2 separate regions of the Homo sapiens genome follow, and region 2 is linked to region 1. A link is a loop called in an ENCODE intact Hi-C map of the cell type or tissue named here. Cell type or tissue: endothelial cell of umbilical vein. All regions are shown on one strand. Links, peaks and the distances in the headings refer to the core of each region. The heading gives the core; the rest is flanking DNA. Region 1 holds the start of LOC107985038 (a long non-coding RNA gene). Region 2 has its middle 260 kb from the start of LINC01989.

Evidence for each region. A loop is a pair of places that touch in the nucleus more often than their neighbours do. Peaks named below come from ENCODE experiments on the same cell type or tissue, not always from the same donor. Only the 100,000 strongest peaks of a DNase experiment are listed, where the experiment ranks them.
Region 2: a loop joins it to region 1, with 7 times the contacts of the local background. A loop is called at or near these places in 4 of 110 quality-filtered maps.

Annotation. Positions count from the first base shown.
Region 1 is chr17:33,980,728-33,989,519 of GRCh38, forward strand. LOC107985038 (a long non-coding RNA gene) reads right to left here and starts at 6,638. Exons shown (of 2, transcript XR_001752840.2): 1 at 6,418-6,638. It also overlaps a transcript of ASIC2 not described here. In endothelial cell of umbilical vein, for the core only: no CTCF peak of the experiment used is centred there; no DNase peak of the experiment used is centred there.
Region 2 is chr17:33,921,055-33,929,846 of GRCh38, forward strand. It overlaps a transcript of ASIC2 not described here. Among named protein-coding and RNA genes, the nearest start is that of LINC01989, 260 kb to the right of the region's middle. RefSeq lists an enhancer at 7,958-8,459. In endothelial cell of umbilical vein, for the core only: no CTCF peak of the experiment used is centred there; no DNase peak of the experiment used is centred there.

The DNA.
Region 1 (8,792 bases), core at 285-8,284:
TCATGCCTTCTTTACAGGGTGGTTCACATCCAATGATTGATCCATGGAAAGACATTGAGGCCTGAGCCCCTTTCCCCAGTCTGGAACAACTCTGAAGGCTCATTCCATTTCACATTTCCCATGGCATCAGGTAAGATGCTCATTGAGACTGCATCACAGCTCAGCTTCTCCCTCTGTCTAATCCTGCTTTCTCCCCATCCCTTCCTCAAGTGTAATTTTTTTTTTTTTAGACAGAATCTTGCTCTGTCACCAGGCTGGAGTGCAATGGCACAATCTCAGCTCACTGCAACCTCTGCCTCCTGGGTTCAAGCAACTCCACTGCCTCAGCCTCCCAAGTAGCTGAGACCACAGGCGTGCACAATCTCGCCTGGCTAATTTTTTTTCTTTCATTTTTTTTGTATTTTAGTAGAGACGGGGTTTCACCATGTTGGCCAGGATGATCTCCATCTCCTGACCTAGTGATCCACCTGCCTCGGCCTCCCAAAGTGCTGGGATTACGGGCGTGAGCCACCGCACCCAGCCCTCAAGTGTAATTTTATGAGTTCTTCCTAATAAACCATTGCAAGTAAATATCTATCTCAGAGTCTCCTTCCTGGGGACCCAGTCTGTGACACAGGCTTAAACTCTGAGCAGGAAGTTTTCATTTTGCCTGGCCCACAGTTTACAAAAACATTGATGACTGCGATCTCACTTGATCTTCACAATGATTTGGTGAAGTGGGTGGTACTGTTCTTACTTAACACACGAGGAAACTGAGGCTTGAAGTTCAATGGCTGTTCGAAGACCAAAACAGCAAGGAATTGGTGGAACCAGGACTTAAACCCTGGTCTTTTGGGCTCTCAAATGTATGTTCTTTCCTCTCTTGCACAGTTTCTAAAGAAAAGAAAGAAGGAAGGGAGAGAGAAAGGAAGGGAGGGTGGAAAGGGGGAAAGAGGAGAAGAAAGAAGGAAGGAAGGAAGGAAAGAAGGGAGGGGGGGAAGATTAGCTAACATCTAGCACTTATTCTGAGCTAAGCACCATGCTTAACATTCTACATGCATTATCTTATTTAATCCTCACAATTTTATGACATATGTATTATTTGTATCCCTATGTTATAGATGAGGAATTTGAGGCCCAGAGAATTGCAACATTATCTAAGGTCACATAGCCTTGTATGAGGAAGTGGCTTGATACAAACTCACTTCCGTCTGATTCCAGGCCAGGCATCTTAACCACTACTATCAGGGAGAATTGGCACCAACCGGAAGGTTGAGGAGCCTCAAGAAGCAGTTGTGGGCTAGAGTATTGGGGAATCCAGAGCAGCTAACTAAGATGCTAAGCACCTGAGTAAATGGGAAGCTTAGACAGATCTGCATCCTTGTTCTCCTGGGAGCAGACTGGGCCTGCTTTGGGGCTGAGCCAGTTCATGCCTGGAGCCATTGCTTGGAAATTGCACCCAGCCAATCCCCAGCCGTAATTACCACTAGGCTTGCAGCACTGGGCTGAGAGCTGGAAATAGCTCTGTATTTATTTACCCTGCAATTACATGCTACATTAAATGCTCTGCAAGAACATGGCGATCACCCTGCAATTAACTGGTCCCTGCTTCCTGGGCAAGAGAAGGCTGGAGACAGTTACTGGCTGGAATCAAGTGCTCCCTGGTTTCTTAATGGGCCTGGGGTCACCTTGTAACTTATGCTGGTGGGCCTGGCCAGAGGCTGCAGCTCCAAGTGGGAGCTTCTTTAGCTCCTGAAGGAGACAGATTAACATCTGAGTCAGATCTGAGTCCAGCGTTGCTATGGGTTCTGTGACAAGATCGTCCATTAGTGGGTCCTTGTCCATATTGTCTTCTCTAGCTCCTCCCAAGGCATCTAGTGTCTCTCTGTATTTTATTTTTGGAGTTCCTGAATTCTACCAGCCTTTGCATAGGTCGTTTCCTATCATGTTGACCTGGTAAATTCCTATCTACCTTTGAAGATTCAGCTCAACTATCATCTCCTCTGGGAAGCATGCTTTGAAAGGAGATTGTATAGGAAAGTGAAAATCAGACATACTCGTGACAAAATACCAGCTTCATTACTTGATAGCTATGTGACTTTGAGCAACTTACTTGGCCTCTCTGAACCTCAATATATGTGTGTATGTGTACATGGGTGTATAGAACTCCCTGATATCATATGCTTATACACATTATGTGTATACATATACAAGAACTCAAAGTCTTCTAGTTAGGGACAGATTTTAGCAAGGTGGAAACAGCATGGTGCCTCACACACAGTAGGTGTGCACCAAATCTTTGTTGAATCAATGAGTCAGTGAGTAAATCAACCATCAATCAAAAGAAACCAATTAGGAGCTGTGAGTGTGTGTGTACCCATGTTTATCTTTGTGGCTGTCCACTTAACTTGCTGCATATAAACAAGTATACCAGTTACTCAAAAACATAATATGTGCACATGATGGTAATTGGTCTCTAGTTGCCTGGAGATTTCAGAGAACTTGTTCCCAGGCTGTGTGGATAGACTAAGAATGCCAGGAAAAAGCACTAAGAAAAGAGTTAATTATATATTTACTACCTCTGTCATTTTCTCCTAATTATGTCTTGGCAAGCAGTGTCTCCTGGATGAGTCTTAATCTCAGTGTCTTTAAAAATATAATAATAAATCAATGTGAGATGAAATGCTCCCAACAGCCAAAATGCACCAGACAGTTTCCAATCAGTGAGAGCACCAGTGAACAGTTCTGGACCCAGTTTCGATGACGTTTGGGCCTCAGGTACCAGATATGGAGCCAGAAAAACAGTCAGAGAGCAGAGCAGTGTCTAGAACGTGTCACTGAGGCCTCTTCTCAGTCTTCTGAGGGTCACCTGGAATCCCTATGGCCTCTGCCTGCTGCCAATGTACCATGAGGCAACAGAGGAGGAAGTTAGGCGTGCAAATTCGTGAGCCACCCTGGTGCATTTTGCTTGGTTTCTGGACTGAGAAGACAGGGCCCATTTACTCAGCCCTCTGTATGTCAGCGGCTCTCAACTGGGGGCAGTTCTATCCTCCTAGCAGTCATTTGTACAAGTCTGGAGTTATTTTCAGTGGTTACCACCTGGGGATTTTGCTACTGGCATCCAATGGGTAGAGGCCAGGGGTGCTGCTGAACATTCTACAATGCACAGGATACTCCCACCCACAGCAAAGAATTATCTGGCTTAAAATGCCAGTAATGCCCAGGTTGAGAAGCCCTCTGTTTGTGCTGGCAAGCTTGGGCCCTGGCAGCATGTGTCCATGCTGTCTGTTCTTGTTGTCACTAGTTCTGGTTTTCAGACCTTTTCATGCTCTTTTCTATTTTGGTTTCTAACAAGGGACACAGGCACACACATGCTCAGAACAAATGCACAGCCTTCCTTCCCCATAACCCCTTTCTGGCTGCAATCATATTCACTGAGGATTAGTCAGCCCTCTCCAATGGAGGGGAGTGGACACTCACCTTGACATCCTGTGGGCGCCTGCAGATGCTGGCTCTTTCTCTCCTCCCAGGGATAAGACCGCACTTCTCTCACTGGTCCCAGTGGGCATAGCAAAAGCAACAAAGCTGTGGGGCTTGTTGGTGCTTCATCGAACAGGCCTAGGCAGGAGGCCCAGTGCAGCCCTGTCTATGAGGTGACCTGGGAATCTGTGTTTCTTATCAAGTGTCAACACATATGCCCAGCAATTTCACTCTGTTCCATACCAAGCAATCAAACACGCCTACATCGTGCAAGCAATTTTTAGGTCTCCTAGTTTCTATTATTAGAGCCTCTTGCCTAGGATTAAAGGCCCATGGCACGTAAAAGGGCCAAGAGGAAATTTCCCAGGATTTTCTCATGTAGTCCTCACAACCACCCGACGATGCAGACACTTGTGCATCCCCTTCACAATTGGGGGAAAGAGGTTCTAAGGACAGAACAGTGCCTTTGCACTGCATGAGTCAGATCTTGTCACTTGTCTGTCTAAGCTGGTGCTGGAAATAATGAAGATGAGATGGAAACACCAGTCCATTTGATCCTAAGCAAGGCATGGGCTCTTGACACTATAGCTGTTGCTGAAAGGAGATGGAGGAAGGAGAGGCAAAGAGAATAGAAAGGGATGTTTCTGAGCACAAGAGTGGAGGAAACAGAAGGCATGGATCACCTCTTTAACCCTGACATTCTCCTAGCTCATAAGCACATCCCTGTCCTTTAACATCTGGGTGTCTTTCTAGAGGACACCAGAAACTTCAGACACTGAAAGGAAAGACATTCTAAAAGGTGGAAAGAAAGTGGCATTTGGGGACTGCTATAGGCAGTCTGAATATAGATGTGAGTGATAAACATATGGGGCTCATTACTCCAAGAGGCCCAGGCTTCTTCTAAACAGGTGTCAAGAGAATTTTAATTGAAGCCTCAAGCCATGATGAATTATTAAAGGCATGGAGGGATGTGAGTAGGACATTTCAGCTCAGTCAGTCAGCTCCAGGAACACCTTGGATAGACCATAGGCAGATGAGCACTTGGGAAATGATCTATATAAAGTACAATAAACTTCTCTGAAAATTATGCCCACCCCAACCTCCCCCCACTCACACATACGACTTCTTTAGAATCCAGCATTTCTCAACATGTATCCCATAGAGCAGTACCTCGTAACTTTAGCGTGCATAGAAACTTTAATGTGTCCTCGGAGTGTCCAGGGTGGGCCTGACATTCTGCATCTCTAACAAGCTCTCAAGAAATGCTGATGCAACCGGTCTACAGGCCATACTTGAATAGAGAGGTTTTAGAATACTGGCTAAGCAAGATGTTAATGGTCTTCAAGGGAAAAGAAAAGATTCCAGAGGCAAAATGTTTGGGACAGACAACATTAAGTTTAACGAGTATCTGAACCACCAGGGAAAGAGGGCAGAGTGTAATATGCTTAAGGCTGTTAAGAGGCTTTACAGAAAACAAAAGGAGTTCCATGGTCAAACACTTTTGGGAGGACCTGGGTTAAGTTAAAGGAGTATGCAGAACTTCTCAGTGCCTTTACACTGAGCCAGATCTTGCCACTCCTCTGTCTAAAGCTGGTAATGTAGAAGTCTTTACATTGGCTGAAAAAGCCCCCAGGACTTCACTCCTTCCTTCTCCCTATGTCCAGGTCCACAGGCCTTCCCTGAGAAGACACAATAGGCATCCCTCAGCCTCAGGGCCTTTGGCCTGGGTCTTTCCTCTGCCTGAAACATTCTCTGACAGCTAATTGTCTAACTCCATTGCCTTCTTCTTTTCTCAAAGGCCACCTTTTAGATGAGACTGCTCTAACCACCCTATGGAATTTCATAACCCACACCTCTTGCCCCTGGCATTTGCAATCCCCCTTATTTGAACTTTCTTTTTTCTTTTCTTCCAGTGCATTTTCACCTTCAAAGACACCATACAATTTCATAATTTATTGTGTTTATTGCTTATTGTTTGTCTTTTCCATTAAACTGTAAGCTCCATGAGAACAGGAATCTGGTTTTTTTTCCTTGCAGTATTATGAGTACCTGGAACAGTACCTGTGCTATACTAGATACTCTAAATATTTGCTGAATCAGCAATTGGGCAGATGTCCAAAGTGAAGTTCTTAGTAGGAGTGGAATATAGTAAGCATCATTCTCCAAAGGCTTTTCACTGCAGAACCTATTTCTTTCTTATTTCTTTTCCAACGGAGCATCTCAGCATGACCACTATTCCTAAATACACATTTTCTAGGAAATGGCTGCTGTAGTAACTCACTGAGAATCCAGCCTTCATTCATTTTCCTAAATCCTTCTGGGCCTATTCATATTCATCCCCTGACAATCCCAAAGTGATGAATTCCATAAGTTTATTACCCACAGTATAAATTTATCTTTAATTCTGCAAGAACAATGTCATGGGAGGGACACTTACTTCCTGCTCTCCTGCAAAGGGCCCCTCGATGCCACCACAGAGAAGAGGCATAGGGTTTCACACCATGCCTTATAAGCATGGTGCTCCATAAATTCATATTTAACCCTCAGAGTAATCCTTTGAGGTGAGTCTTAATCCCCCATTATACAAATGAGAATCTGGGTCTCAGGGAGATTAAGTAGCTTACAGAGCTGGGATTTGGATAAAGGTCTGCCATGCCTTGAAGCTCATATACTCTCCACAACACCAATGTGGCAAAGCTCACAAAATGGCATTTTTCAAATGCCAAGGTACGGAATCAGAGACTTGGGAGCTGTGTGTCTGTCCAGAGTGTCTCCCTCATTAGCAGTGGCCATAGAATAGCAATAATAGCTACTGCTTATTGAGTTTTTACTATACACCAATCATTAATCTAAGCATTTTACATGCATTAAGGCTTTTAATTCCTAGAACCCTATGGACCTCACTTTACAGATGAGGAAGCTAAGGCAATTAAAAAGTTACATAGCATATTAACTTACCCAGGTCACATGGCTGTAGAGCAGTACTTAGGCCAGAATCAGGGGAAAAAAGTCAGGCAAGGTGCAGTTTTGAACCAACTCGGCTGCTCCCATGACCACCTCACTATGCTCTGGTGCTCAGTGCCAAATCCAGCTCCTTCTTCCCTCTTAGGTGCACCCAGTGCTCCACAGCAGTCTTGCCCCAGCCTTTGCATCTGTCTCCCAGCACTCTGATATATGAGAACCCTTTTATGGATGGGAGTGCAATTTACAGACTTCTGTTTGCAATCCCTAGCAACACTTTCCCACACAGCTTCCCCAGATGATCCATGCTGGGCAGCTAGGGACTGGCACCAAGAAGGCACTTGGAGACCGTCATATTCAGTCACCTCATTTGAAATCTGGGGAACCTGAGATGCAGAGGAGATGATGACTTGCTGAACACACACAATCAGAAATAAACCTGGACTAGGACACAGGCCTAGAAATCCCATTCCAGTATCATTTAACCCATTAGCCAACCAACCAACTAACCAACCAACCAACCAACCAACGAACCAGAAAGCATTTACTGAGGCACTGTTAGGTGAAAGTGCCAAGGAATGACCAGGGTTTCTGCTCTAATGCCCACTGACTTATCATTTGTGTTCACCCATGCTTTCACTCATTCATTTCCTTATTCAATAAATCATTAGGCTCAAGAAATAACATGATAAAAAAGACAATCTCTTCTAATGCAGATGAGACATATTTTAATAAAAATAACAGAGGTATATTCAGAATAATAAACAGTAATAAGAGCTTAAAGAAATAAAAAATGTTTAAGGTCTTTTGACAGCATGTAATTTGTGAGGGAGACAGGAAGGAATGTGACCTAGCCTGGAAATCAAAGAAAACTTCCTGGAAGAAGTGGCATCTGGAGTGAGATTTAAAGGAGAGTAAGAGTGCATTAGGCTAGAAGGGATTGGGAGGAAGAGCATACATAAGAGACCTGAGACAGAATGAATGTAACACATTTAGAAATATAATAGTGTAATTGTGAATCGTATAATATAGTATGGTGTGGTATACATGCAAACACATATAAAATACAAGGCACTTTCCAGGGAAAGCAACTAACATTTACTGAATGATTGCTACATGCCAGTCCCTTTATTACCTCCTTGCTCAGTGGAAGGTAATTGAATCACGGGAGCAAGTCTTTCCCATGCTGTTCTCATGATAGTGAATAAGTCTTACAAGATCTGATGGTTTTAAAAGAGGAGTTCCCCTGCACAAGCTCTCTCTTTTTGCCTGCTGCCATCCATGTAAGATGTGACTTGCTCCTCCTTGCCTTCCGCCATGATTGTGAGGTCTCCTCGGCCATGTGGAACTGTAAGTCCCATTAAACCTCTTTCTTTTGTAAATTGCCCAGTCTTTATCAGCAGTGTGCAAATTGACTAATACATCGACCCTTAGCAGATGCTGCTGATTTTCCCCTAAGTTGCTCCCATTCCTCTTTACCATTTCTGCTTGCCTTTCCTCCAGGGGCTGTATTTTTGTTGTTGTTGTTTTGGTTAGTTTTTGCCTCTAATCTAATGACCTCTTCCTAGTGTTCTCCTCACAGGCCTGCCCTGAAGCTCCTAGATCCACTTTGCCATTGCTCCCAGAGAGCTATCAAGACCTGGGAGCTAAGTTATCCCCCTATCCCTGGTGACTCTTAGACAGTGACTGGTTGGGAGCAGGAAAGCCCAGCAACCTTGCCCAGAGCAGGGGCAAAAGCAGACATGTAATTTATACTCTAGAGCTCTGAGTCAGGCTGAGCCAAAACTTTGCCCCAAATTGTTCCCTTGCCTGGCTTCTTCCACTTCTATGCCCCTCCTCCCACCTTCCACAACTTCCTTATTTATTTTTCCTGCAATTTCTCCTTAATAAATCACTCAGACAAGAATTCTCACTATTCAGAAACTGACTCTGGGGAACCCAACCTAAAACAGAACCCACATCTGTCTGAACTTGAAGCCCTTTTTCTTGTTAGTGAGACATGATGTTAAACAGAGTCACACCAGTGAAGGGTAAAGGAGTAGGAATGATGGTAAGGTCAAGAGCTGGGGAAGGTTTTTTGAGTTTAGAGATGAAGAAGAAAGCCCTTGGGGACAAGAAATCTCAATTAAGCATCCAAAGACTGGCAGGTTTTAAGCTCAGTGGAGAAAGCAGGCCTCCAGGATTGGGAGGTGTGATATCAAACAGAAGGACACGGCAAAGGTGACCGAGGTGCTTACACAACAGAGGGACTTGGCCCATCTGGAAATGGACTAATTTCCAGGAAATTGGAAAAGAGTGCACGAAAGGAGATCGGGGCCAGACTGCCAAGGGTTTCTTTGGTATCAGGCTAAGGAGGCAAACAGGAGTGGAGA
Region 2 (8,792 bases), core at 180-8,179, 60 kb before region 1:
TTAGCTAATGTCACTGTGCACTTATTATTTTTTGTTGTGTCTCACGTTCGCTGTGTCATGAAATTAAATGACCCTCCCCACAGAGGGTTGAGGAGTATAATGGTTGATAGCATGAAGTCAGAGAGACCTGAGTTTGAGTCTAGACTCTTCACTTACTAGCTGTATGACTTGGGGCATGTTTCTTAACTTCTCTTAGCCTCACCTATAAAACCAGTGTAATGATGTCTACTTTGATGTGTTGATGTGAAGAGTAAATAAAATAATGCAAGCAGAGGTCCTACCATGATACCTGTTATTTACTGAATGATTAAACAGTATGGAAAACATATAACTTGTAATCATTGTTTTTAGTAGTATTTCTGCAGGATATGCAATTTGGTTAGGGGATGGGATCATGCATGAGGAATGCCAAAACAGTGTAACAGACCATATATTTCCAAGGAGCTTCAAGGCAAGGGGAGCTGGGACATGGGACAGAAGGCAAGTGAGGCGTCCTGGAGGGATGGTGGGGCAGGACTGGGGCAGAGGAGTAGAGAGGTAGGTGGGGTGCACGTGGAGAATTCCATAGAGAGGTTCTGTGCTGGTTAATTTTGGAAAACACTCCAGTATTTAAGGAGGGAAAAAGATGAAGATAATTGTCTTAAAGATCCTTGTGCAAAATGGACTCTGGAATTTAGATGGGGAGTTACGACCACAGTGCATTCAGTCCTGATGACCTGGCATACATCTCTGACAAGGTGGGAAGTCTGCAAGATAAATGGCTCAAACTAAGCTCATTATGGGGAATTTTCCCAGGAGAAGGAGGAGTGAATATTATCAAATGGGCTTTGCCTCCCTCTCTCTTGAAGCAGCCCCTCCCTACCTCCAACCAACCAAGAGCAATGCTGAAAATGATTAACAATGGAATTGGTGCTTGGGGTTTGCCCATAGCAGCTGACGGGCCTGGGAACATTCTCAGGCATGCACCCCTCATTGGTCCAGGGCCACTTTGCACTGTCAAAGTCTCTCATCTCACAGGTGAGGAAACTGAGACCAAGTCGGGCAGGAATTTGGCAATGTGACAGAGCAAAGTGTTAACACTTTGCTGACTTCTCCAGTTCCCATTATGACTTGGTGATTAAGACCAGTATTGAATCCTTGCTCGGCTGCTTGTTAGTGGTGGAGTCAGAGACAAGTTCAATACATTCTCTGTCCCATCATTTTCTCATTTGTAAGGTGAGGACTCCCTCCCTCCTTCCTTCCCTCCCTCCCTCCTTCCTTCCTTCCTTCCTTTTCTTTTCTTTGTAGGATAACCAACTTATTTCTACAAACCCAGACCTCTCACTGGTTTCAGACTGAAAGTCCAGCATTTCAGAAAAACCCTTGCCCCCTGGCAAATCCTATTTGTTCAAAAATACCGCCTCACTTTGTTCTAGGTGCTACAGATACAGCAGTCACTCAGACAGAGAAGATCCCTGTTCTCAAGGAGCGAACGTTCTAATTCTATAAGGTGGAGAGAGACATGGATATGTTGATGAATCAGTAAAATAATGAACATTCTACAAATGTGAACTATGTATCAGGCTCTATACTATATGTTTTACACATATAATATCATTATATTTATAAACAATTCTAGGAGATAGATAGCAATACTAACCCCACCCCATTTTCCACTGTGAAAACTGAGGATTTGTTCTATTAACAAACTTTCCTACTGCTGGTCAAAGGCAAAGCATCTAAACCCCAGAGTTCCAACACACATGTTCTCAACCTTGATATGCCACCATCTCACGAATGGCAAGTGTAAGAATTAGACAGGGTGAGGATCATGTTGATTTTTCCTATCTCAGCTGGCTGGGGATCTCTTGTCCTACCCACTAGGCTGCGTGGCAGATGCTGTGAAGGGTCCTCTAGAGCGCATTTGCTCCAGCTCCAAGCACCAGTGCAGATGCTGGAGCCCTTCTTTGCAATGTCACTTCTATCCTAGAGAGGTTTAGTGGGGAAGCCTGATGACCACAGCAGCTTACCCAGCAAACAGGAAAGCAAGAGCACATGGAACCTGCGGGATTCCTGGAGCTCGGGAGTTCTTTGGCTTTGAGTGGCTTTCTGCCAAGAACGTCTACCAGCAGAAGATGGAAAATGGGTGATGCCCTAGTGCTGGCCAGAGTTCTGTGCCAAAAGAGAAAATGAGGCCATTCCTCTCAGACCTTCAGGGCTCCTGGCAGATGACAGGCTGATGAACAAGTACTGCCTGAGCTTGAGAAATATTTGCCGTTCTCAAGGCTGACTGTTCTGTCCATCTACCCAACCACATTTATATGAAACTTATGAACTAATATTGTTGGAAGAAACTTTATTCATCACCCAGTCCAAGGGTCTCATTTTACAGATGGAAATAAAATGACTTCTCAGGGTCATACAGGTTACCAAGGAAGAGACCACAAGGAAGAAACAGGTTACCAAGTCTGGGCCACAAATTGCTGAACTCAGAATGCACAGCAGTTCTGCAAAATGCACTGCTTCTCCTTGTGGCTGGACCTTACAATTATTTATAGGGAAAATGATTTCTCTCTTATACACTTTCCATGTTTATAGAAGGAGGCTGTGGGGCCGGGGAGTGGGGCTCAGGGTTCAGGGATCACTGGCTAATAATGTCAGTTGGAAAGGGAACTCTGGAAAGTGTTTGATATGTCAAACAGGTGTAAAAATGCTCTTAAGCCACCAATGAGGTGTGAGTTAGGGCAGAAAGAAGATAGTAGAGTATGAGAGGGGAGGAGGGGCGTCCTGAGTTCTCAGCCCATGCTAGACTACAGGGAGTTTGAGTCTTAGACTCCTGCTTCACCATTGACTCCATTCCCTACCTCATGCCCACCCAGCAACTACATGGCAGAAGATACAGGGAAGAGAGCCCCGGACTCACAGGCAGAATGGGCCAGGTTCAGATCTCAGCTTCACTGCCACCAGCTGTGTGATCTTCAGCAGGTCTGAATCCCTGGCCCCTGCTCCCATCCCTCTCTTTATTTCTGTTTCCTCATCTGCTGAAACATCTAAGTTTCAGGTTTATGGGGCAGGTCAGAGAGCAAGTCTACAAAATGCTTATCACATGGCCTGGCCAAGAAAGCCCCTAATAAATGGCATTTGTCACCACTGTTGGTGGGAACCTCACAATACCTGACTCTCCTGCACTGCGCTGTGAGGAACAGCCCAGCGTGCTCCTCCTGGGGTTCTCCCCAACCCTGGAGTGAGGCTTGCAGAGCGGGCTTGCAAAGCAGCCACACCCATTTGCTCTGCTGGCTTAAGCAGGAGCCAGAGTCTGCTCTCCAGGGGCTCAGGATGGTGTCTGAAACAGAACACATGGAGTCCGCCAGGTGTGGCAGTAACTACATTGACAAAACTCTCAGCACTACAAAGTGGATAAATTAGAGGGCAGAGAAAATGCATTCATGCTAGGAAAGCATTCGCCATACACTTCCTTTAACTGGGAGCCTCTCTAGAGAACTTAAAGTCAAATTTCCACCTCCCAAAATTCTATTTCCCCGTAGATATCTAGGAACTTGCCTAGTGTGAAGTGGATAACTGTGGAGACGCTGTCATCTTTCCCTTCATCCCATTTTCTCCCTTTCCTATGGGAATTTTTGATTTAATCCGGGCATTGTGGACAGCAGAGAGAGGATGCAAGTGCTGGTTGGCCATATGTGCTTGGACAAAGCTGCCTGCTGTCTCGGGCTGTTCAATTCACTGCTGCTGTGGCCTTGGGCCAGTGAGCACCCTGTCATTCTAAGTTACCCTCAACTGGAACCCAGACTCTGCAGAGGTGTGGTGGGCAGTGAAGGAAGAAGAGCAAGCTTCGTGATGACCATGCAGACACATGCCATGACAGTCACTTCTTGTTTAGTGCCTCCTGACCCCTACACTTCAGGCAGTCAGAGGTCAGAGATCCATCATGCCCACCTCCCAGCTTACTGTCTCTATACTCAGCTGAGCAGAAGAACTCAGGGCCAGTGTACCCAGGGCTGGGCTTCCTGCCTTCCCTGCTTCTCTGGCCACCATGCTGCAGGGTTGATGCCTCAGGCCTTTCCAGTGCATGGGCAGAGAAAGGGTTGAAGGCAGCAGATCTGGATTCAAGTCCAGCTATGTGACCTTTGCCTGGTTCCTTAACCCTTCCAATGCTCATTTCTCATCTGTAAGAGGGAGGTGGTCATATCTCCATACCAACTTGCACAAGGGTTGAATGAGGAGAAGAATATAAGCGCAAAATGCACTGAAGGCACCCCATGCATGACACTTCTCGTCCTCCCCTCCAGGGAAGGCCAATGGTAACCCAGAAATCACTGGACCATAGCATTCAAATGACCATTGAGTCCCTGCTTCTGGTGTACAGAACAAAGGAGAAGGCCACATAGAGCTTCTTTCTTCCAAGACTGCAGAATGGGGATTAGACCTCTCAGGGGAGTGTGGTGCAAGTCACAATAGCTCTCTTCTCCCGATAACTGTGGCCATGTGGCCTCGTCTGCTGCCCAGTGTGACCTCAGCCTCAAAGCCCCACTCCTACCTTAGAAAGGTTGGGTTGAGGATCCCCCACTCCACATTCTGGGATTGGGCACCACGTTCCCCTCATGGCTGGGGCAGCTCTGCTTCCATGGCCCAGGTTCTTCTAAATCCAATTCTGGGTGTCTACTTTCCAAATCCTCCCAGACTGGGGTTCAGTTTTGACTTGCCCTGGCCATTCTTGTGCCCATGGTATGGAGGCTGCAATCCATTGACAGCACTGTCACTCCCCTTTTCCACCCTGCTCTACCCAAGGCTGCGTGGGTGGCCACTGGATTTCACAATACTTCTTTGGCCAGTGGAAGATCTGAGCTATAGCAATATTTAAAAGATCTTAAGAAGTCACAAAATGTGTATGTGCCCCGCAATGACAAGACTTTTTTTAGATGCAGAAGGCTCTAACTCTAATAAATTATTATCCAAATACAGGAAATAATCACTGTTAACATTAGTAGATCTCTTGCAGTGATGTTTTGGGAGCCCCATAGACTATCATCGAAGTCAGGGGGTTCTTGAACTCGGTTAGGTGGTTGAGTACCTGAAAGTTTGTGTCCTCTTTACAGAAGCAAAAATACTGTTATTTAATTCAATTGAGAGGTCTAAAAATACAAATGTAGGTCACCCTATTTTTATGTTTTGAGCACTGTACTAAGTGCTTTATATGGAGTAGTTCACTTAATCCTCACAAAAACCTTGCGGAAGTATTACAGGTTAAGTCTCCCTTATCCAAAATGCTTGGGACCAGACGTATTTTGAATTTTGAACTTTTTTTTTGGGATTTTTGAATACATATTTGCATATAGATAATGAGATATCTTGGGGATAAGCCACAAGTCTAAGCACAAAATTTATATGTGTTTTAATATACCTTATACACATAGCCTGAAGATAATTTTATACAGTATTTTTAATAGTTTTGTGCATAAAACAAAGTTTGTGTACACTGAGCCATCAGAAAGCAAGGGTGTCACCATCTCAGCCACCCATGTGGACAACCTGTGGTTGCTTTGTGCCACCATTATTCCTGACTCTGAATTTTGATGCTACCTAAAGCAACCATTTTCTTATACTGATTCATGCATAAGTACTTAAGAGTAAAAAATAGGACAGACCATTAATACGGTGGGAAAAATCATGTATTCGGGGTAACCGAGCAGCACAGTAGCATCACCAGAATACCTGTATCTGCTATTAAGCAAGAGCAATAGCAAACAATGGCAGGCTGATTACCTGCCACTGTGTGCCTGCATTTTGTTGTGTGCCTGCATTTTGACTGTGACTCGTCACATGAGGTCAGGCACAGAATTTTCCACTTGCACTGTCATCTTGGTGCTCAAAAAGTTTTGGATTTTTTTTTTTTGAGACAGAGTCTCGCTCTGTTGCCCAGACTGGAGTGCAGTGGCACAATCTCTCTGCTCACTGCAAACTCAGTCTCCTGGGTTCAAGAGATTCTCATGTCTCAGCCTCCTGAGTAGCTGGGATTACAGTCATGTGCCAACATGCCTGGCTAATTTTTGTATTTTTAGTAGAGACAGGGTTTCACCATGTTGGCCAGGCTGGTCTCAAACTCCTGGCTTCAAGCGATCCTCCCACCTTGGCCTCCCAAACTGCTGTGATTACAGGCATGACCCACTGTGCCTAGCCTCAATTTTGGAACATTTTGAATATTGGATTTTCAGATTAGGGATGCTCAACCTGTGTGATCACTCACTAAGGTCTGAATGCTGGTGTCCTCCCAAAATTCTTATGTTGGAAGAATTGACTCTCCAATGTGAGGGTAGTAAGAGCTGGGTGTGAGCTTTGGGAAAGTGAATAAGCCATGAGGGTTACATTCTCATGAACAGAAATAGTGCTCTTATAAAAGAAGTTGAAGGGAACTGCTTCACCCTTTCTGCCATGTGAAGACACAGCAATAGGCACTATCAATGCAGCACAGAGGGAGCCTTTCCAGACACCTGATCTGCTGCTGCCTTGATCCTGGGCTTCCCAGCCTTCGGGACTGTGAGCAATACATTTCTACTGTTAATAAATTACCCAATCTATGGTATTTGTTAGAGCAGCCCAAAAGAATTAAGACACTATTATTTGTTGCCATTTCATAAATGAGCAAATTGAGGCTCAGGGAGGTTAGATCACTTGCCCAGTGTCATTCAGCAAGTTGGGAAGCAGTGAATCAAACCCAGAAAGTCAAATCAGTTTCGCTGCTTTTATTCCACAGTTCCTGCCCTCCCCTGCCTACCCCTGAGAATCAGAAGCAATGTCATCAGTTAGATATGACTATGTTATGCATAAGCCATATCAAATTACAGCCGTTAACACATGGGTTGACTCACACACAAACAACAGCTCAAATCTAGGCAAGAGGTATCAGCTGTTTGATAATATTTGTCCGCTAATTTTGCTAATTGTGTGCTCATTTGTCATCCTCTAGTGAGTGACAGCAGGCAAACAGTAGGAGGCACCAAAGGTTTAAGAAAAACATATGGGAGAAAAGCTTAACTGGGAGGCTTTTCTGTCTTAGCTTTTTGGTTTTTTTCCCCCTGCCAACTGGAAAAAAACCACAATTATTGCATTTCTGAGACAGAACTACCTGCTCTGGTTCATGGAAACCCATGTTATTTCAGAGATGCCACCCTGCTGCCCATTGGCGACCTTTCGAAGGTGCTCTCCTGGTGTTCTAACTCAATGTGCTGGACAGTTGTGCCTCTTCCCACCAGCATAGTGTCCTGGTACGGCAGGGACTCTGCAGCGTGGGGGGCAGGGGCACTTCAGGGGTGGGTGGTAAAAGCTGACCAGAACTGTGCAGCTCTGTTGTGGTTCCCACCCTTTGTGGAGAATCACTGCTCTAAGGTGACCCATGCCTCCTCCCATATCCTCTACACCTATGCTCTTTATGATATGACCCACTCTTTGGTTGGACTAGGGTCAACAGCTGGCCCAAGTGCAGCCAAACCATAGACTGGGCAGGAAGCAAGGGCTCTGAGCTTCACCTCAAAAGATGAACTGTGCCTGTCAGACCCCTCTCTTGGAAATGTAGTGTCAGGGCTCCGGAGGGGTGGAGCTTCTGCACTTCAGGGGTACATGGGGGTGAGCTGGGCAATGGCCACAATGAACCAGAGTTCTCGAGGTGCAGGAGCCATGTGGGAGTCCAGGGAGTCAGCGGGTGCCAGCAGGAAAATGGAGCAGATCCACAGATGGAGGAGGGGATGTCAGGGGAGAGATGAGACTCTGAGGGACTAACCAGGCAAAATAGAAGTTTGCAGCAAGTAATAGTAGTAGAAGCCTGAAAGTCTGTTAGGTAACCGAGGCTGCAAACATCAGCCTTTCCTGCTCCTGGCCCGTTTCTGGGAGGTCTGCATGTAGGGAGGCGCTCGTTCTTGGATTCTCATGAAATTTTCCTTCTTCTTTCTTGGCATCTTTATCATGACCCACCCACTCGCATGCTTTTACTCAAACCAGATAGCACTGCCTTAACCAGGGTGCACAAGAACGCTATTTGAGTTGCTGGGGCCTAAACTGCCTCAGTAAGTGAATCTCTGCCTCCCCTCAGACCCCCCATTGGATGGTCAGAATCTGCAGGAGACTGGCTCAGCTCACCATTCCACTGTTTTGTTCCCTCATTAGCTCTGTTCCCCAGTTAGCTCGCCAGCCCCTTTGCCTTGCCCTGCCCTCCCAGCCACTGCCCCCGACCGAGCTGTTTACATGGCTTTCTACATTAGGTTAGTGCTCACTCCCAAGTTCCCAACCTCCTACTTGACTGTGTCTCCCACTGTGATCCTTTCCTTAGCTCCTGCGGAGCCTGGGCTCATTTACATTTCACTCACCAACCTCATTTAGGTAATTTTCTACAGTTAATTCAACGTTCACCAAGTAGCCCTGGATTGCATTTGCATTCATCACCTTCTGGGGCTCTGAAGCATTTCAGAGTATACAGGCTTCCCTGCTGAGATCCCCACTTACGCAAACGCAACAACAAATCTCGTGGGCTCTGAGCAGAAGATCCCGCTGCAGGGTCAGCCCAGTATTCTCTTCTGACAGCAGCCTCAGGAGGACAGGAAGTGCCCTTTGTCCTGCCAGTCTTGTCCAAGGAGGAGGTGCCCTGACTCTGGCCTTCCTGTCTCCTATTAATTCATTGTGAATCCATCTCTAGGTTTACTGCCTGCCGTGCAAAGCATTTCCTTCACCTTAGCCAAAATAGCCTAAGCTTCAGGGGGTGCCATCTAGTGCCTGTATTATTACAAAGCTTGGGAAGTAGAAAATAT